Linked DNA regions of Homo sapiens: region 1 is linked to region 2. The links are chromatin loops, found by intact Hi-C in ENCODE. Cell type or tissue: heart left ventricle. All regions are shown on one strand. Each heading gives the region's core, and the rest is flanking DNA. Links, peaks and the distances in the headings are about the cores only. Region 1 has its middle 7.2 kb from the start of RALY. Region 2 has its middle 60 kb from the start of RALY.

Evidence for each region. Peaks named below come from ENCODE experiments on the same cell type or tissue, not always from the same donor. Only the 100,000 strongest peaks of a DNase experiment are listed, where the experiment ranks them.
Region 1: a loop joins it to region 2, with 4 times the contacts of the local background. A loop is called at or near these places in 8 of 110 quality-filtered maps.

The regions. Positions count from the first base shown.
Region 1 is chr20:33,981,326-33,992,113 of GRCh38, forward strand. No RefSeq gene overlaps it. Among named protein-coding and RNA genes, the nearest start is that of RALY, 7.2 kb to the right of the region's middle. In heart left ventricle, for the core only: no CTCF peak of the experiment used is centred there; no DNase peak of the experiment used is centred there.
Region 2 is chr20:33,928,987-33,939,774 of GRCh38, forward strand. No RefSeq gene overlaps it. Among named protein-coding and RNA genes, the nearest start is that of RALY, 60 kb to the right of the region's middle. RefSeq lists an enhancer at 4,212-4,712. In heart left ventricle, for the core only: a CTCF peak has its summit at 4,631 (motif pointing right); a DNase peak (open chromatin) is centred at 4,625; H3K27ac peaks cover 332 bases.

The sequences.
Region 1 (10,788 bases), core at 4,810-7,309, 54 kb after region 2:
CTCACCTCTCAGAATGGGGCTATAGAAAAATTTACACTCATTTTATTTCAATTAAGCAATATTTCTTCCCAAATAATAAAGAAGAAACAAAACATTGACTCGGAGTTTATGCCTCTTAGCTCCTACATCTGCCCGCTACACTAGGATCTGCTCCTGGAGGACTTGACAAAGACCCCAGCACTTTATGTTCAAGCTTTTACATGCGCACGAGAACTTCTGTTTGAGAGATATGTATTGTGCAATTCCTCATAAAGAATGACTATAGTTTTTATGGTTATATAAGGTTATAAAAGGTAATTAATTTAGGAACGATTCCGAAAGAAGAGCGTGAATAAGAGAACAATAGCTAAAACATCTATTTTCTTTGCTGCCTTGTAGAGTTGAAAAGAACATACTTAAGGAATGAGCTTTACAAAGAGGTTAAACAATACAGTACCTGACTAAGAATGTTGTTATGGTAATATCTTTTCCTTAAAGGTATTTTTTCTTTATCCCTGGTGTTGTGTGTGTGTGTGTGTGTGTGTGTAAGAGAGAGACAGAAAGAGAGAGAGAATATCAGGGGACATGTGTATCCCTAGGAGTCCCTGGAAGGTATTTGTTACATGCTTAAAGACCAGCTATTGGCAGCCATTTTTGTAGCCCCCCAGTCTTGTCCCAGCTGTGAACATCCACTGCCTGGGAGGCCACCTGAAATCTCCTCATCTTTTCCATTGCTGGGGATATCTGTATTCATCAAAGATTTTTTGTTGGAAGTGACAGAAACCGAACTGTAACTACTTTGAGCAAGAAAGGGTAATTCATTGTTTCACATACACAAACCATGGACAGCACCCGGTGGAGCCAATACCCCAGATGACTGGATTCAGACACCCAAAGGCCACCAGGCTGTTCTCTCTTTTCTCTGCTGCTCTTTGCCTGTTGGAGCCATTCTTACCAGTCACAGGCAGACTTCTCCACGGGGAGGGGAAGATGGACTCTGGCCACTCCAGAATCACAGCCTTCCAGCTTTAGCAACTCTTGGAGTTCAGAGAACATCTCTCCATTAGTTTTGGTGTAAAAAGTTCCAGGAGATATCTCTAATTGGCCTAGCTTGAATGACACGCTCATGGCACGGACCAATCACTATGGTTCCATTTCCACAACAAAGGTGGGACGCACCGACATGGCCACCAGGGACATCATTGGGAACTATGAAACCACTTTAATTTGTATGAGCTATGGAGATTCTTATGAGAACTATCAAGTTGGTAGCAAGCCCTCTCTCTTCATCTGTGCCTTAGGAGGCCCATCAATGGGAGGAAGGGGATCTGGAAGTTCCTCCCATACAGCAGGGTTTGGTCCCTGTGGGTCAGTAAGTGGGGCTTATAAAATTAAAAGCCAGGTGTGGTGGCTCACGCCTGTAATTTCAGCACTTTGGGAGGCCGAGGCGGGTGGATCACCTGAGGTCAGGAGTTCTAGACCAGCCTGGCCAACACGGCGGAAACCTGTCTCTACTAAAAATACAAAAATTAGCTGGGCGTGGTGGTGGGCACCTGTAATCCCAGCTACTCAGGAGGCTGAGGCACAAGAATCGCTTGAACCCAGGAGGCGGAGGCTGCAGTGAGCCGAGATCGCACCACTGCACTCTAGCCTGGGCAACAGTGAGAGTCTGTCTCAGAAAAAAAAAAAAAAAAGTTAAATGGGTGATGTTTTAGGGTTCTCTCAGTTGCACACCTTGGGACAAGAATGCAAGGCCAGGTAGTTTATTTGGGGGATGATCCCAGGGAACACCGTTAACAGATTAGGGAGTGACACAGGGAGGAAAAGGCTGCCAAGAAATCAGGTGTGATGAAGAAATTCCCCTCTGTGGACAACTGGAGCTCAATCCCACTGGGGACCTCCCGGACACAAGAACACTCAGGTTTATCCAGTACAAGGGGAGAGGATACTAACATCATCATCAATTCCCTGTCATTGGCTGAACAACATTTCTGTGAGTACAACATCTCCAGTACTTCTGTCTTGTCCAGTGAGTGGGCCAAGTGTGCCCTGGCATCAGGAGAAAGCTCTCAGCAGGGTCATAGCTGCAGTCATCACCTTAGGGACTCTGAGTGTTGAGGAGGCACAGGCAGGACCCCAGCAGATGACCCCGGATGGATTTTCAGTCCACGAAACCATGATATGCTGGGGTTTCTCCATCCCGCTGCTGAGTCAATGGGAAGGGCCTCTCAGGTCATATTCCCATAGGATGGCTCAAGGATCCATGTGTGGTCTGGCTGACACCCAGGCCTTCTTGAGGGAGGAAGAGGTGGGAGGAAACGAAGATGAACCTTTTACTCAAATAGTATGAAATACTCCTTCATGAGCCTTTTAAACTGGAAGAGACTCGGCTACAGTTAGTAATCAGATTTATGTTTTTCTCTCTAAGAAAATGAAGGAAGCACAAGAAAAAATTGACCACTTATAGAAAATAAAGGCTACTCAGGAGACTGAGGTGGGAGGATCACTTAGGCCCAGAGGGTTGAGGCTGCAGTGAGCTATGATTGTGCCACTGCACTCCAGCCTGGAAGACAGAGAAAGACTCTGTCCAAAAAAAAAAAAAAAAAAAAGAAAGAAAGAAAGAAAGAAAAAAGGAGAAAGAAAATAAGAACTATGCATTTTTTGCACCTTCCATAATCTCCATGATTATATTTGGGGGGCCCTTTATCTGCTTTGATCATTGCCATATTCATTGCATGTAGCACAGTACTAGGCACATAAAAGATGCAGACTAATGATTTATTGAATGAATGTATGCTTCCATATTTCCCTACGAGTGGCCATTTCCCTCCCGAGATCCAAGCCGTTGAATTTCAATTAGTGTATTGCAGCTTCTCCCAGAGCTGGGGGAGTGTTGGTATTTTTTCTCAGACAATTAAGTGCTTTAGTGGAGAGTCGGGGGTGAAGGGTTGTGCTCTGTGCCCCACACGAGCTGCGCTGGCCTCACAGAAAATGGTGAGACTGTCAGAGCACTGGCTGGTGACGGAAGGGCTGTATGTGCCCCTTCAATTTAATGGCCTTTTAATTAGTATCAATAATAGCTGGGCCGTCCCTCGCTGCACTGCATGTCTGTCTCCAAGGCTCATTATGACCAGGGATGAACAGCACTCCTCCAATCCCTTATGTCCTCATAGTCATGAGACCCTTTGCTATTACATAATGTTGCAATCCACCATCACACCTGGCCCACAGTAGTTGCTTAATGGGTGTTACTTCTTTTCCACTTTTGGCCCTCCTTTGAAGCCCCAGCAACTTTAGGCATTCGAAACTGGGCCTCTGCACCCCATTCCTTGTAGCCAGAGGGGTGGTAGGGCTGGAGATGAGAGTCCTCAGAGAGAAAGATGGTAGCCACACCCAAGGCCTCTCTGGTGTTCAGGCTCTGTGAGTTGGGATGGGGAGATAGATGGAACCGCTCTGTGTGCGTAGGGCAGGGCTGGGACCGGTAGGCATCCTTCTTTGATGTCGGCATAAACTCTAGCAGGAAATTTTGAAATAATCTGATCCAGGGTTTCAAACCAGCAGCCTGTAGGTTTGAATGGCTGTTTATTTTTTAAAAATTCAAATAAATTCATAACATTTCTTTTTCTTTTCCCTGCTTTTCCTGAGCTGTATATAACATTTTAATGTTGGGAAATTTAACATCATAACCTACATTTCCTGTCTCTCCAAGGAAAAGAAACAAATCAGGTGATCTAGCTACAATGGGCCCCGATTCCATATGGTAACAGTTGGTTGAAGCTGGGTAGTGACCGCCCCCGCTTAGAAGGGCATGGGCTCAGCCACCGTAGTCCTCACCTGACCTGCTTCCCTTGTCTGTGTTATCTACCTGGCCTCTGCGAGCATTTCAGTTTGCTTCCCCCCTCACTGAACAGCTGGAAAGATGGGCTCAGGGAGGGAAGTGGTTTGAGTTGTCTAAGCACATACAGACAAATAATGGCCAACTTAAAGCCAGGCTATTGTCAATCCCAGTCCAGTGCTCCTATACCTCACCACTCTCTGCTGCTCTTTATAAGTTTCTTCAACTAGACAGGAGCTACTGCAGTGGGAGGTGCGGTGAAAGGAGCTCACTCAGAAGTGTATGAATGTGACAGCTCTGTCTCTGCTTGACTGGGCTGTTGCTTCCCATCTTTGGGCCTCAGCTTCCCCATCTGTAAAATGGGGCTAATAACAATCCTAATCTCTTAGATGTGGGAGAGCTCTCAGAACTCTGTGGAGCTAGGAAATGTTATTGAACATGATTGTTGTTTCGATTGCTATGTAACCCCAAAACTTTGTGATTTAAAACAATAACCATTTTATTTGTTTATGATTGTTCAATCCAGGGTGGGCTCAGTTAGGTGGTTTTTCTAGTGATCTTGCTGGTGATCACTCTTACGGTTGCATTCAGCTGGCAGGTTGGCTGATGGCGGGGCTCAGCAGAGAAGCTGGGATGGCTGGCCTGACTCTCTTCACATAATTTTAGTCTCTTCCCACCATGTGTTCTCTCCAGCAGGGTAGCCAGACTTCTTACATAGTTGTTCAGGGCTCCCACAAATGAGCATTCCAAGAGGACAAACCCCAGTATGCAGGCATTTACCAAGCCTCTGCTTGCATCACAACTGCGATATACCATTGGCCAACATTTGTCACATTGAGGGAGAAGGCAGGACTCAACTCCAGAGATGGGGCTGAAACTCTGGACCAGATTGAAGACTAGGTGAACAGGGAAGCAGTGAAAGCACCTCTCCATGAGACATACCCAGCAACACCACGTCAGTTTACCACAGTGATGGCAACACCTAAAAGTTACCACCCCTTTCCATGGCAATGGCCTGGAAGTATCATCCTTTGTCCAGAAAATTCTGAATAACCTGCCCCTTAATTTGCATGTAATTAAAAGTGGGTATAAATATGACGACAGAATTACCCCTGAGCTGCTACTCTGGGCATGCTGCCTAGGGGGTAGTCCTGTTCCACAAGGAGCAGTACCTCTGCTGCTGTTGGACACTGCTGCTCCAATAAAAGTTGCCATCTAGGCTGGGCACAGTGGCTCACACCTGTAATCCCAGCACTTTGGGAGTCTGAGGTGGGTGAATCATGAAGTCAGGAGATCGAGACCATCCTGACCAACGTGGGGAAACCCCATCTCTACTAAAATTCAAAAATTAGCTGGGCATGGTGGTGTCTGCCTGTAATCCCAGCTACTCGGGAGGCTGAGGCAGAATCATTTGAACCAGGGAGTCGGAGGTTGCAGTGAGCAGAGATCGTGCCACTGCACTCCAGCCTGATGACAGAGTAAGACTCCGTCTCAAAAAAAAAAAAAAAATGTTGGCATCTACCACCACCTGTTTGCCCTTGAATTCTTTCCTGGATGAAGTGAAGAACCTTCTCGGGCTAAGCCCCAATTCTGGGGCTTACCTGCCCTGCATCAATATGGCAAAGTCCAGAATCAATGTGGGAGGGGACTACATAAGAGTATGAATGCCAGAAGCATGGTTCACTGGAAGCCATCAAATTAACAGTCTACTGCAATTATTTTCATGGGGTCTAACTAACGGCTAGAGTAGGGAGAGTGGGCCTTCACCTGCAAGGTGAAACTGGATAGTCCCCAGGTCTCCCTACTCAGAATGTTCTCTCCTGATGAACCAGCCCAGATTTGATGTTTACCTTTACTTTGCAGCTTTGGCCCAGCATGACCAGGCTTTCAGAGTTCACATTAGATCACAGCCCACAGTGCCAATCCAAATGACTGGTATGACTGACCATGGAGAAGGACTCCATGGTGGACAGGGGGACAGAATGTCCTGATTGGCCAGGCCTGGGTCAGGTGCCATCACCAGGGCCAGGGGGAATGAAGTCAGCCCCTTCTGAACTAATAGTAATAATATTAATACTAGATGACATTTGGGGGGTGTTTACTATGTGCCAGTCACTCTTTTAAACATTTTATCTGAATTAACTCATATAACCCAAAAACTCCATGAGGTAGATACTATTCTCCACATTTCTTATATGAGGCACAGAGAGGTTAGGAATTTTTCCAGGTTCACATAGCTGGTCAATGGCAGAGCCAATATTCAAACCTAGGCAGTCAGACTTTAGTTTCCATACTCTTTATGGCCTGGACCAAGAATAGGAGTAGAGGCTCACAGAAAAATCAGATGCTGGCCAGGCACAATGGCTCATGCCTGTAATCCAAGCACTTACAGGGAGTCTGGGACGGGCAGATTGCTCGAGCTTAGGAGTTAGGGACCAGCCTGAGGAACATGGCAAAACCCTGTCTCTACAAAAAAATACAAAAATTAGCTGGGCATGGTGGCACGACCTGTGGTCCCAGCTACTCTGGAGGCTGAGGTGGGAGGATCACCTGAGCCTGGGAAGTTGAGGCTGCAGTGAGCCATGATTGCAGCACTGCACTCCATACTGGGTGACAGAGGAAGACCTTGTCTCAAAAAAAAAATTTTTTTAAGTCAGATGCTGTTAAGAATATTGGGAGATGATACAGCATAGACAAAAATGGTATCTATACCTTGCAACTGCCCACTAATAACCATAAAGACATGATGTGCCATGTAAAGCATGATCTAAGGAAAACCTTCATGTTCTTTATGCAGAAACTTGGGCTAGATGTGGTGGCTCATGCCTGTAATCCCAGCACTTTGGGAGGCTGAGGTGGGAAGACCTCTTGAGCCCAGGAGTTCAAGACCAGCCTTTGCAACATAAGGAGACCCTGTCTTTACAAAAACTTTTTTTAAAAATTAGCTGGGCATGGTGGTACATGCCTATAGTCCCAGCCACTCGGAAGGCTGAGGCAGAAGGACTGCTTAGCTCAGGAGTTCAATGCTGCAGTGAGCTATGACCGCACCACAGCACTCCAGCTTGGGTGACAGAGAGAGACTCTGTCTCAGAAAACAAACAAAAACAAACAAAAAAATTGGGTAATTGGGTATCTTCCTCTCTACTCCAGATGGGATTCTTTTAGCCTTAGGTTCCCCTTATTGGATCCAAAGTTGAGAAGCTCTTGGGTCACTTAGTCAAGAATTCCTGAGGTATAGCAAATAAGAACATCTGGGACCACATGTTACCAACATCTGGTCACAAACTCTTAAAATAATATGGAGAAGTAGATTTGGAGAAACAGATGAAGAACACGAGGGGGAATGTGCTGGGTGACACCCACAGAAATGCACCTGGGGAATCATGATTGAAGCAAGGATGATTGAAAAGTCTCTGCAAGTATGTGTGACACTTCTGAGTATTGGGGGTGGGGTGGGGGTGGAAGGCCTCATGTATCTGTTGTTTCCTGGGCACTCAATCCTTTTTGAACAAGATGCTCTAGAGATGGTTATTCTCATTAGAACAAATGTTACTGACCCAATGTCTTCCTCGTTTATATTTCTTCTAATGTGCTTCTGCTTGAGCAAGTGAGCCCTTAATGTCCATTTCAATTAACATCACTGCATCTGATCTCAGTGGTGTCACTCATGGATGCAATGAGGGGCGGAGAAAGGTCACTGGGAAGTGGGGAGAGGTGTCCCCTCTTGTTTGAAGGCTTGAAGTCACTGGTGAGGGAGGTATTGGGAGGGAAGGTGTGGAATGATTTGCTCCCTACTTAATAAAGACCATACTTTAAAGATGTCAGCCTGTCTTTTGTTTGATAAAACACTAATGTGAAGACCTAGTTGCAAGGCAGAAAGCAGGGACAAGGGCTCTGAGGGCTAAGCCAGTGAGGAACGGGAGACACACAAACTTGCATTGACTTATGAGAGCTTCCTCCATAACCTTGAGCTCCCTAGCCGTCAGTCACAGTGGGTGGGAACTGTATGCTCCAAATCTGCTATCCAGTATCCTGGGGATTCCCAGGGATGGCTCAAAGCTGGTGGTCTGACACCAACACTTCTGTGTGTGGCCTGATCTCAGCATGGAAATGGGATGGACCAGAGTTTGGGGTGGGTGTAGCAGAGCAAGCCTCAGGGAGAGGTAGACAGTCACAACCTGCCAACCCTTCCTTGCTCTTGTTTTCCATCCTTCCTTCCCTTCCTTCCTTCCTAACAAGGGAATTTGTTCCCTTTGTGCCCTTCCAGAGGGAATTTGTTCAGGAAAGAGAAAATATGGATTTATGTTCTCCAAGACACAATCCTCAGGGATGATTCTCTCTCCTTTGAGAAGTCAGAGCATTTGTTTTTTCATCATCTTTGCCATCAATAACAATCATTAGAAGAGCTTACTATTTCTTGAGCACCTTCTGTGTATCAGGGGACATTACATATATTATTTCTAGCCTTCACAGCAACCCTCAAGGTAAATGTAATTTATGCCCACTTTACAGAGGAGGAAATTGGGGCTTAGAGTGCTTGAGGAGCTTGTCCAGTAAGTGGATTGAACTGGGCCCGGTTCATTCGATTTCTGGCTCCAATGTCATCAATTACTTGCAATATATACTTGCAAGGGCCTGGCTCCTGGCTAAGACCTGCTAATGGATGCATCTGAAATAAGAAATGTCTTCTATTCAAGTTCCAGACGTCCACATCAACAAGCATCAAACACAGAGTTTAACCTGCATCGTACTGGCAGTCAAGATGCAAGGGCTGTAGTCCTGGTTCTGCAACTCTTTTGATGGGCAGCTTTCAGTGTATATGTGTGAACTCCCCTCTCCAGTAGAACTCCCCTCTCCAGTTGTCATTTCTCCATCTGTAAAATGGGCAAGTTTGACTAAATATCTCCAAGAGTCAGCTCAGTTCAATCCAATCTGACAGCACCCATGGGGCTTTCCTGTGTGACTGTGCCAGAAGGAAATAAAGATGGACAAGGCAGACCTCCATTCTCTAGGTGAGCTAAATGTGTGCTCTAATAGTTATACATAAAGAGCAACAAAGCTTGGAGAGCACGGCATCTCATTTAGACTTGGCCAGTGGCAATGTGTGTGGCACAGGAGATGAGGCAGGCTTCAGGGTGGAGGCGCCATTGGCAGTTGGGCTTGAAAAGGAAATAGAACATGTGGAGGTGGAGACAGGAGGAAGCTTTTCCCAGCCAACACCACATGGAGCAGAAGAACCACCTGGTCATTCTATAAAATTGTGAGAAGTAACAAATCATTGTTGTTTTAAGTCACTACATTTTCGGGATGATTTCTTACGTAGTAATAGATGACAGACCCCAAAGGTGGGTGTGTGATTATAGGCTTTATCCTATAAAGGTCAGAGATTGCTCATTTTTAGACCACAGCCTACAGTAATTGGCCTGCAGACATAATTCATTTGGCTTGCACAGGGTTTTTAAAAATAGTTGAGCCAACATTTAGAAATTGGGAGATTTTATATGAAAATCCAGATTTGGGGGCTCTCTTGAAGAATCCTACATCTCAGCACCTGCATTCTAGGAACAGTATGCAACACACATCCTCCAGTTCATGACAGTGCTCTCCACTCCCTATTGTCTCATGCCTAACCTTCTTTCTAGCCCCTGTAGACACCTGAGGGTTTGCTGTTGTTGTTATTTGTTTTGAGAAGGGTCTCACTCTGTTGCCTAGGCTGGATGCAGTGGTGTGAGCATGTCTCACTGTAGCCTTGGCCTCCTGGGCTCAAGTGATCCTCTGGCCTCAGCCTCCCAAGTAGCTGGAAGTACAGGCACATGCTACCATGCCAGCTAATTAAAATTTTTTTTTTTGTAGAGACAGGGTCTCACTATGTTGCCCAAGCTGGTCTCAAACTCCTGGGTTCAAGCAATCCTCCTGCCTCAGCCTCCCAGAATTCTGGGATTAAAGGAATGAGCCACTGTGCCCGGCATGACATTTGAGTTTTTGATCCATGCTGATGACATGGCAATGGGAGGCTATTGAAGGTTGTTTTTTGTTTTTCTGTTTTTGAGGCGGAGTCTCTCTCTGTGTCTCAGGCTGGAGTGCAGTGGCATGATCTCGGCTCACTGCAACCTCCACCTCCCAGGTTCAAGCGATTACCCCACCTCAGCCTCCTGAGTAGCTGGGATTACAGGTGCCTGCCACCACGCCCGGTTAATTTTTATATTTTTAGTAGAGATGGGGTTTCACCATGTTGCCCAGGCCGGTCTTGAACTCCTGACCTCAAGTAATCCCCCCCACCTCGGTCTCCCAAAGTACTGGGATTACAGGCGTGAGTTACCGCGCCCAGCCCATTGAAGGGTTTTGAGCAGAGAAGGAATGATGAGAGTTGGGCAGTAAGTAATGTATTGGTTGGGGGTAACTCTGGGGCAGGTGTAGTGAAAATCTATTATTCAATCTGCCCCAGAGCATGAACTCCATCTTTTGGGAAATGCATCTTTCTCTGACCATATGGTTCCGATGGGGCTGCCATCTCCCTGTACGTCCCACTTCCTTATTCACAGTATTGGTTAGAGAATGGCACCTGGCTTAAGTTGGGCCAGTCACAGCACCTGGTTTTCCACCCATAGATGATTGGTCTAGGGACGGGGACTTACCTATGTTGGACCAATCAAAGTTTTTCCCTAAAATTTTGTCCTTCAGACCAGAAGCAGAAATCCTCAGTCTCTCTCCGGTGGAACGGGTGAGAGTTGTGAGTGGTGAGCGCTGCTGCAGCCAGGTGCCTAGCCTTGAGGAGAAAAGCTCGCATACAGAGAGAAGAGATAAAGGACTGGGAGGAGAGTCCTGGCAACATTCAAGCCTCTGCGCTCACCACTTCAGTGCATTTTCTGAGCCTGGTTCTCCAGCCTTCCCATCAGTTCTGGGAGCTCCCCATTCCTTCCTGATAAATTCCTTTGCTGCATCTGTTAGTCTGAGTTTATTTATGTTTCGTAATT
Region 2 (10,788 bases), core at 3,447-5,946:
AATGCTGGAATTACAGGCATGAGCCACTGCGCCCAGCGCCAGCTAATTTTTTTATTTTTGTAGAGACAGAGGTCTCCCTGTTTTGCCCGGGCTGGTCTCAAACTGCTGGGCTCAAGTGATCCTCTCGCCTCGGCCTCCCAAAATGCTGGGATAACAGGCGTGAGCCACTGTGCCCAGGGCTGGCCTCTCTTGGGGCCTCCCTCCTTGGCTTGCAAATGGCCACGTTCTCACTGCGTCCTCATGGGGTCTTTCCTCTGGGTGCACATCCCTGGTGTCTCTCTTGTGTGTCCAAATTTTCTCTTCTCCCAAGGAGAGTAAGCTCTGATTATGGCTGACCCTAATGGCCTCATTTTACTCAATCCCCTCTTTTTAAAAAAATTTTTTTTTAAATTTGAGACGGAGTTTCACTCTCGTTGCCCAGGCTGGAGTGCAGTGGTGCGATCTCAGCTCACTGACTGCAACCTCCGCCTCCCAGGTTCAAGCGATTCTCCTGCCTCTGCTTCCTGAGTGGCTGGGATTACAGGTGCACGCCACCATGCCTGGCTAATACAATCCCCTCTTTAAAGGTTCTATCTTTAGATAGAAGACAATATTTAAAATATTGTCTTCAGATACGGAGGTACTGGGGATTAAGGCTTCAATATATGAATTTTAGGGGACACAATTCAGCCCATAACAAAGGGCTTGAGATGAAAATTCACACAGCATCTGGGCTGGGGCAAGGGAGCCACCATGGCTGGTGCCCTGCCTATGTCTGCAAGACCCTCAGCTCTACCCCCTGAAGGTATAATCGCAAACACCTGCCACCTCCCACCTGAGGGCTTTTATCTGGCTGCTTTCTGCTGAGGGCACGTCCACCTGCATGCAGGGAAAGCCTACTAGAGGGTTAATGGCCAGAAGCAGCCCTCCACCAATGACTGATGGGATACAGACCCAGCTCCCTTGCCTGGGGTGGGGCAACTCTGCTTCCATGATCTACACTGTCTCCAGCATCCCCGGGCAGGAATGGGCTCCCATTGCCCACGGGGTAACTGGCTTGATCATGTGCCTTTCTTTTCTCTGTCTCACTTTGCCACTCCCCTACTGGTACTTCCTGGGATCACCTCCCAAGTAAATGACTTGCCCTTGAACCTCTGTCTCAAGGTCAGCTTCTGGGGGAACCCAAACAGTTAGGTGGCATGTGGACATGATGTGGAGATACGGGCAGAGGAAGCTGGCGTGGGAGGGGAGAGAGGGAAACGTGGATTCCAAGAGAGGGAAAGGGTTTCTGGGTTCCTGAGTCTCTAGTTCTGGTACCTATGAGCACTGCCCTGTGCCTCTCCCCCGTGGCTCTCCAAGTAGTTACATAAGTGGGGTGTTAGGTGTTCTGGAACCTAAGCTAGTTTAGCCTCTTCCCTATCTAGATGCAGCAAATTCTCTTGGACTCTTCCAGATTCTTCCCTCAAATATGGAATTATCAGGCAAGTTGATGCCTCTTGCTCTGGGGGAAAGGTAGCCCCAAGACATTCTGTGGCTATGTAAATATGCCCCCCAAAATAAATCCATGGTTTGTAGAGTGAAAGTTGAGCAAATCTGCATACAGGCCAGGAGCTACCCAGAAGGTCAGGAATCGAGGCCACATGCCCTTTTCTTTTGAGGTAAAACATGATCACAACCTTTCTGGTTAATTGTGATGAGCCTGACTGAGGCCCCTGGAGGAAAAAAAGATGTAAAGACCCACAGGGAAAAGAACCGTACCTGTGGGAGTCTGCACTAATGACTAGTGTTAAATACCAACTTCTTCCGTAGCTGCTTCTGGTTATGACTTCAAGTATGTTTTCTCATTCTCAGCATAATTGAAAGGCGTCAAATGATTAACACCAGAGGTTAAGATCTAGAACAATTTTGTCCAACCTGTGGGCTGCAAGCACCCCAGGGCAGCTTTGAATGTGGCCCAACTTTCTTAAGATGTTATGAGACTTTTTTTGTGATGTATAAATTATATAAGCTCTTCAGCTACCGTTAGTGTATTTTACATGTGGCCCAAGACTATTCTTCTTCCAATGTGGCCCAGGGAAGCCAAAAGATTGGGCACCCCTGATCTAGAAGTTAGGAGTCTTTCAGGAAGCTAAGAATAACTTACAGACACCTGATTCTATAACTCTATGAAACGTCTTAGATTCTTTGGTCTTAAAATAGTATTGGCCCAGGCGCGGTGGCTCATGCCTGTAATCCCAGCACTTTGGGAGGGTGAGGCAGGTAGATCACCTGAGGTGAGGAGTTTGAGAGCAGCCTGACCAACATGGCGAAACCCCGTCTCTAGTAAAAATACAAAAACTAGCCAGGCTTGGGGGCAGGTGCCTGTAATCCCAGTTACTCGGGAGGCTGAGGCACGAGAATCACTTGAACCCGGGAGGCAGAGGTTACAATGAGCTGAGATCGTGCCACTGCACTCCAGCCTGGGTGACAGAGCAAGACTGCCTCAAAAAAAAAAAAAAAAAAAAAAAAAAAAAAGTGGAGTACGATCATAATCTGTGTAGGCAGGAGAGAGGAAGCAATGGAGCCAGCAGGGTCTCGAGTCAGAGAGGAGTGGGAGTGGTTGGGTTGGCTGGCTTCAAGACTAGAGGGGTTCTTAATAATATAGGGTGCTATAGTCACAAGTGGGGGTGCATCCCAGGTGTTAGCAGGGTCCAACCCTTGGGTCTAGGGGTAGCATGATATTTATGACAATAATGATGGTGAACATGATAATGGGCATGACCACTCCTGTTTACAGGTGAGAAAACTTTACCCCTCTCAGCAGGACTGTCAGGTCCAAGGAGTAAAATTGGACCCTAAAAAATAGGATTCAACAGTCCTATTTGGGTCAGGGTGAACTCTTTGGCACCAAGGCTCTGGACACTTTGAGGGTGAAGCCAGGTGGGGTGGGGCTGGTTCTGGGGAAGGGCTGGTTCTGGGGAAGGGCTGGTTCTGGGGAAGGGCTGGTTCTGGGGAAGGGCTGGTTCTGGTGGCCTGAGATGCAGCAGGACTGAACAGGACTGTCCTTCCAGTAACCTCCATCCTTCCTCATCGAGCATGTCCCAACCCCAAACCTGTTTGGCACTTGCCTGATGGATTTAAATTGATGCCCTCAAAACTGCAAAACTAGGGCCAGTTCTCCCCCCTTTCTGTCCACGCACCTTCAAGAATTTAATGAGCTTGTCTAGGTTAAAATGTGTTATTCAAGCCCAATGTTTGTGGTATCACTGAGGAAGCAAATCCCAAACTAATAGAAGTTGCATGTAATGTAAAATAGCAATTAATCTCCATCATGAAGGGTAAGAAAAATTAACAAACCGCTGTTCAAATATTTATTAGGAGGAGAGACTGGACAGATATTCTTAGTCTATTACTGGGGGCAATTGAAATACAAGGAAACTGGGCTGGGCGCGGTGGCTCACGCCTATAGTCCTAGCACTTTGGGAGGCCGAGGCGGGTGGATTACCTGAGGTTGGGAGTTTAACACCAGCCTGACCAACATGGAGAAACCCCATCTCTACTAAAAATTCAAAATCAGCTGGGTGTGGTGGTGCATGCCTATAATCCCAGCTACTTTGGGAGGCTGAGGCAGGAGAATCGCTTGAACTCGGGAGGCAGAGGTTATGGTGAGCCGAGATCCTGCCATTGCACCCAAGCCTGGACAACAAGAGCAAAACTCTGTCTCAAAAAAAAAAAAAAAAACCAAGGAAACTGTCTGGTCCGTAACTGGGCATGGGGATGGGGTGGGCTTAGAAATGATTCCAGTAGGTGAGGGGTTCAGTGCCAGCCCAGGTGGGTGGGGAGGGGTGAGACCTGTGGTCTCTTTGACATATTAGAGTGGTGGGCAACTTCTGGATGCTTCTTCTCACCTCTTCTTGCTGAAATCAGGTTATGGTTGTTCAGCCTGACATGATGGCCATCTTCGACACAGGCAGGAGGATTCTGGCCCCTGCTCCAGCCAGAGGTTTAGCCCTGAACCCCAGCCTTGACCCCTCCTACCGTTGTCCTGCCTCTATGTTCCCTTCATCTACCTCCTCTTTTTGATGGCCTTGGCAATTCTTTTTTGTTTTTTTTTGAGATTGGAGTCTCATTCTGTAGCCCAGGCTGGAGTGCAGTGGTGCAACCTTGGCTCACTGCAACCTCGGCTCACTGCAACCTCCACCTCCCGGGTTCAAGTGATTCTCCTGCATCAGCTAGAGAATCGAGTAGCTGGGATTACAGGCACCCACCACCACGCCCAGCTAATTTTTTTTTTTTTTTTTTTTTTGTATTTATAGTAGAGATGGGGTTTCACCGTGTTGGCCAGGCTTGTCTCAAACTCCTGACTTCAAGTGATCCGCCCACCTCGGCCTCCCAAAGTGCTAGGATTACAGTTGTTAGCCACTGCAATTGGCCTAGGCAATTCTTAACAACTCTGGATTTTTCCCTACAAATGCTGAGCCACTCCCACAGGATTACCAACCACCTGTCCTCCTCCTACCAATACCCCACCTAAGACCTAGATAAAGGTGATGATAAAGGCTGGCACCTGGAAAACAAGGGTTCAGGCTTCCTTTCCCAGCTGAGGGAGATGCCTCCAAAGATGGCCGCCAACAACGCCTCCTGTCCCTGGACACGCAGGCTCCTGTCAAGAGGTGGCACTATTTCTCCTCCCTAGAATTTGGGCTGGCCTTGTGACCTGCTTTCACTTGTGCCGGTTCCATGCCTGGCTTGTAAGAGGCCTAGCAGCTTCTGTTCTCTTGGAGCCCTGAGCCACTGAGAAAGAAATCCAACTAACCTTCTGGAGACAGGCCCAGCCAGGGCCCAGCCGGTCCAACTACTCCTTGACAACCAAGGCTGCCACAAAGACAGGATAGAGGAAGGAACACAGAGGCAGGGCAATGGGAGGAGCCATTTAAGGCTGAGGTTCAGGGATGAGCCCCTGGATAGGGAAGGGGCCAGAACCTTTCTATGTGTGTCTTGAATGTTCCAGCTCCAGCTGAATGTGGGAGTGATCCCCAAAAATACCTTGTGGAGCAGAACTTCCCGTCTGCGTCTGGACATCCCTTAGAACCATAAGAAATAACTGTAATGAAGGCCAGGCCCGGTGGCTCACACCTGTAATCCCAGCACTTTGGGAGGCTCAGGTGGATAACCTGAGGTCGAGAGGTTGAGACCAGCCAGACCAACACCGAGAAACCCAGTCTCTACTAAAAATACAAAATTAGCCAGGTGTGGTGGCGCATGCCTCCCAGCTACTTGGGAGCCTGAAGCAGGAGAATTGCTTGAACCTGGGAGGCGGAGGTTGCGGTGAGCTGAGATTGAGCCATTGCCCTCCAGCCTGGGCAACAAGAGTGAAACTCTGTCCCAAAAAGAAAGGAAGGAAGGAAGGAAGGGAGGGAGGGAGGGTGGACTGTAATGGTTAATACTGAGTGTCAACTTGATTGGATTGAAGGATACAAAGTATTGATCCTGGGTGTGCCTGTGAGGGTGTTACCAAAGGAGATTAACATTTGAGTCAGTGGGCTGGAAAAGGCAGACCCACCCTCAATCTGGGTGGATAGCATCTAATCAGCTGCCAGCATGGCTAGAATATAAAGCAGGCAGAAAAAAGTGAAAAGGTGAGATGGGCCTAGCGTCCCAGCCTACATCTTTCTCCTCTGCTGGATGCTTCCTGCCCTTGAGCATCCAAGTTCTTCAGTTTTGGGACTCAGACTGGCTCTCTGCTCCTCAGCTTACAGACGGCCTATCGTGGGACCTTGTGATTATGTGAGTTAATACTTAATAAACTCTCCTTTATATATATATATATATACATATATATATCCTATTTGTTCTGACCCTCTAGAGAACCGTGACTAATACAATAAACATCATCATTTTAAGCCACTGAGATTTGGAGTGGAGTAGCGTATTAAATAGCAATAGGTAACTGAGACTCCAGCCCAGCTAGGACCAGTCTGGCACCCCCCTGCCATTTTGGATGCTGCAAACTATACTTGGCCAACTTCAGGATCCCCAGTTGACACCTACATGGGGTCTCCTGCTGCTGACCACCTGTCAGGGCTGCTCTGCCCACCAAGCTTCAAGCGGAAGCTCATGCCATTGTTCAACAAACATGGAGTCGCACCTGCTATTTAAGCCAATCCCTGTATTGGCCGCTGAGGATTCAGAGACACACTCCTGGCCTCTGAGGAGTTCACAGGCCCAAGGGGAGTCCGGCAGGAAGATAACATGCTAAAAGTCAGGGTGCAGAGTGTGAAATAGTAGCAGGACACAGTCCCAGGCAAGTTCAGGAGGTGGGAGTGGCAGCTATGCCCCAGTAGGCTTCATGGGGTTGGGTATTTGAGTGGTCAGCAGGGAGTTCTCCAGGCAGGTTGATTTTGTGCTGTCCCCTGTGGCCCTTCTCAATGCCGTTGCCTGCCCTCTGACCCCCTGCTCCCCAGCCCTGGGCCTCTGTGCTTCACCCAGGCAGGTTTTGCCCTCACTGGAGCCAGGCTCTACAGCCAATGGAGGATTTTAAGCAGAATGACATGGTGGTTGATGTTAGGTGAGGATTGGGAGGAACCAGAGACCTGGCCAGAGATGGGGAGCTCAGTGACAAGGCAGTTGCAGTGGTTAAGGTAAGAGAATCGTGGTGGAAAAGGAGCAAAGATCTGTGCCAAGGGGAGAGCCTAGGATTCAGAGGAGCCAGGCAACCAGGTCAAAGTGCATGGACCCCCAATCCAGTGCTGATTCCACTGTAGAGCGAATAAAAAGTAATTTTAAAGGTTAAAAATACAGATGAGTACGTGGAGGTAAATACAAGGATGTCCTCGGGAGCTGTGATTGTGATGGTAAGAAGTTGGAAAGAATCTGTCTATCAAGAGGAAAATAATTACATAAATTATGGTAATTCTTACGATAGAACATTATCAAGGAGCTAAAAGGAATGAACTCAGGCATATGTAACAACATGAGTAAGTCTTGCAAATACACTGTTGCATAAAGAAAAGCTGCATAATGATATATATGGTAAAAAATCCACTTATTTACTAAAATATACAAAATAATATTATATATTTTCTATGGGTTCCTATAAAATGCGTGAATATATTTTTGAAAGATCTGGAAGGCACTTGCCAAGTTCAATATTTGGAAAGGGGCCATGGACCAGGATTGCAGAAGGTGGGCAAAGAAAACTTGTGCTCCGTTCATAATTTTTTTTTAAAGAATGGTTCCATTTTACTGACATAATTAAATATTAATTAAAAATAGAAAACAATGAATTAAGGATTTGATTCATAGGTATTGTTAATCCCCCAAAATAATCAGCTCAGACCTTCACCCTCTGATCCCTCAAGGGAGCTGAAGTCCTACTACCAGACACTCATTCTGTGCCAGCGTCTGGGTGGCGGGAGTGTCACTGAGGAAAGGAGGGGATGAGAGTGTACCGAACCCCTGTTGTTTGGCATGTTGTTTGTTGGCACATGACAAATCTTGTGTCATTGAATTGTCACAGCTACCCTAAGCCGTGGGGGTGGGGGGGGCGCGGGTATGACGATTCTTATTGTACAGATGAGCTGCGTGCATTTGGGAAATTCAGTCAAATAAATAGTTCAAGATCACACAGCATGCAAGTGGAAAGATTTGAACCCAGGTCTGTATTGTCCCAAAAGCCATACCCTCTCCTCTGTACCAAGGAGGAACAAGAGGACAGACAGGCATGGAATCACCTGGGAGCTTTCAAAGCACACAGGTGCCAGATCCTGCCCTCAGAGATGCCGATGTGATTGACCTGGGGTGGGGCCTGGGCTTTTTTTTTTCTTTTTTTAAAGCTGTGACTATGCCCTGCCAGGCTTGAGGACAACTGCCTTAACTGGAGTCCAGCTCATTCCTCTCAGATCAGCCACCACGGGGTGACTCTTTCAACCGTGCCTCCCATTACTCAAGGGCTGTCCTTTTGGACAATGACTTTGTGAGAAGTGTTTATTACACTTGGGTGCATTTTAAAAAGGTGGCTCACAAACCCTGTCTCAGATTTGAGTTCCCATTTTCTCACTGTTTTTTTATTAGAGAATTCGAGACGGGTTCTTCAAGAAAAAAAATTACCCTAAGAAATAACCACCTTATAGAACGAGCAGGATCATGAATAAAAAAAAAGAAATTAAAAAAATAACCAGTAATAATTTTATGTATTTTATTTTACTTTATTTATTTATTTGAGACATAGTCTTGCTCTGTTGCCCAGGCTGGAGTGCAGTGGCACACTGCAACCCCCGCTGTAGAACTCGGCTCACTGCAAACCCCGCCTCCCAGGTTCAATCAATTCTCCTGACTCAGCTTCCCAAGTAGCTGGGATTACAGGTGCACACCACCATGCCTGGCTAATTTTCGTATTTTAGTAGAGACGGGGTTTCACCATGTTGGCCAGGCTGGTCTTGAACTCCTGACCTCAAGTGATCTGCTTGCCTCAGCCTCCCAAACTTCTGGGATTACAGGCGTGAGCTACCATGCCCAGCCTAATTTTATTTATTTTAAAGTCAGCGTTTCCTAGACCTCAGGCATTTGGGAGACAGCTTCACATTTGCCATGTTTGTATCACCACTGTTAATTTACTTAACATTTCACTTTAAATCAATACATAGTTCATAAACTTAAAAACTTTTATTTTAAAAGATAACTGTGTATCATCACTAAAAATGAAAAGCAAAAATACTTGTAATAAACACATAACCATAAAAATAAAACATGGTTACTTTGTGTCCTACCTAAAATTTAGGAGCTCATATACCACCAGTGATGTGTGTCCTGTATTTTGGGAAATAGTTATAAATACTAAATTGAAAAGACTGAAACTTTTAGATAAAATCTTAATGACTCCTAGGGCATTTCTCACATGGATTATTGCCAGATCCTCCTAACTGACCTTCCTGTTTCTAAGCTCATCACCCCCATTCCCCACCTATTTTCCTCCCAGCAGACAGTGGTATCTTTTTTTTTTTTTTTTTTTTTTGAGATGGAGTTTTGTTCTTGTTGCCCAGGCTGGAGTGCAATGGTGCAATCTTGGCTCACTGCAACCTCCCCACCTCCTGGGTTCAAGCAATTCTCCTGCCTCAGCCTCCCAAGTCATTGGGATTACAGGCATGTGCCACCACGCCTAGCTAATTTTTTGTGTTTAGTAGAGATGGGGGTTTCACCATGTTAGTCAGGCTGGCCTTGAACTCCTGACCTCAGGTGATCCACCCACCTCGGCCTCCCAAAGTGCTGGGATTACAGGCGTGTGCCACCACATTGGGCCTGGTATTCTTTAAAAATTTACATCAGATGATGTCATTTATCCATCCAAACCCTCCGTTTGCTCTCATCTCATTCAGGGTAAAAGATATAGAACCTACTATAGCTGACACCTTTTCTACGCAAAGTGAGGTCCATCGGCCAGCAGTATCAATATCATCTGAGAACTGGTTAGGAATGCAGTATCCAGGCATGGTGGCATGCACCTGTAGTCCCAGCTACTTGGGAGGCTAAGGCAGGAGGATCGCCAGGAGTTCAAGGCTGCAGTGAGCTATGACTGCACCACTGCACCCCAGCCTGGATGACAGAGTGAGATCTATCTCTAAAATTAAAAAAAAAGAAAAAAAAGCAGAATCTCAGATCCCACCCCAGACCTGAATCAGAGCCTGCATTTTAACAAGATCCCCAGGTGATTCATAATGCACATTAAAGTTTCAGAGGCACCTTAGTGGTCTCCTCACCTACCACAGTCCTTCTCCCACTGCCTCAGCCACCAGGCTTCCTTGCTATTCCTCTGCCACACCAATCTTGCTCCTACCTCAGGGCTTTTGCACTTCCTGTTTCCCTGCCTAGAACACTTGCCAGAGCCTGGGTTCCCCAGAAAGCAGAGCCAGAAGAAAGCTCATAGTTTGTTTTTTGTTTTTTCTTTTTTTTGAGATGGAGTCTCACGGTGTTGCCCAGGCTGGAGTGCAGTGGCGTGATCTTGGCTCACTGCAACCTCTGCCTCCCGGGTTCAAGCGATTCTCCCACCTCAGCCTCCTGAGTAGCTGGGATTACAGGTGTGTGCCACCATGCCCAGCTAATTTTTGTATTTTTAGTAGAGCTGGGGTTTCACCATATTGGCCAGGCTGGTCTTGAACTCCTGACCTCAAGTGATCCACCTGCCTCGGCCTCCTGAAGTGCTGGGATTACAGGCATGAACCACTGCGCCGGGCCAGCTTATGTTTATTACGTCTGTGTTTACTCAGGGTGTAATCCCAAGGAAGGAGGAAGAGCCAATACAAGGGTGCACAACCAACCAGGTCACCACTTGGCATAGAGCATGACTGATTGCTCAATCTCCTGGAAATGTCTTCTGTGAGAGCACATGAATAAAGCCAGCTCAGAACAATCCACCCAAGGGAAAAAAGGGAAAGGAATTCATCCACCTGCTTCCGCTCCCACTAGGTAAATGTTCACTAGTGGGGCATTGATATGGTTTGGATTTGTGTCCCCACTCAAACCTCATGTTGAATTGGAGGAGGGACCTGGTGGGAGGTGATTGGATTGTGGGGGCAGATTTCTCCCTTGCTGTTCTCATCATGGTTATGATGAGAGTGAGTTATTGTGAGATCTGATGGTTTAAAAGTGTGTGTGACGCTGTGAGTTCTGATGGTTTAAAAGTGTGTGATGCTTTCCCCTTCACTGTCTGTCTCCTGCCACCATGTGAGGAAGGTACTTGCTTCTCCTTCACCCTTCTGCCATGATTGTAAGTTTCCTGAGGCCTTACAGTCATGCTTTCTGTTAAGCCTGTGGAATTGTGAGTCAATTAAACCT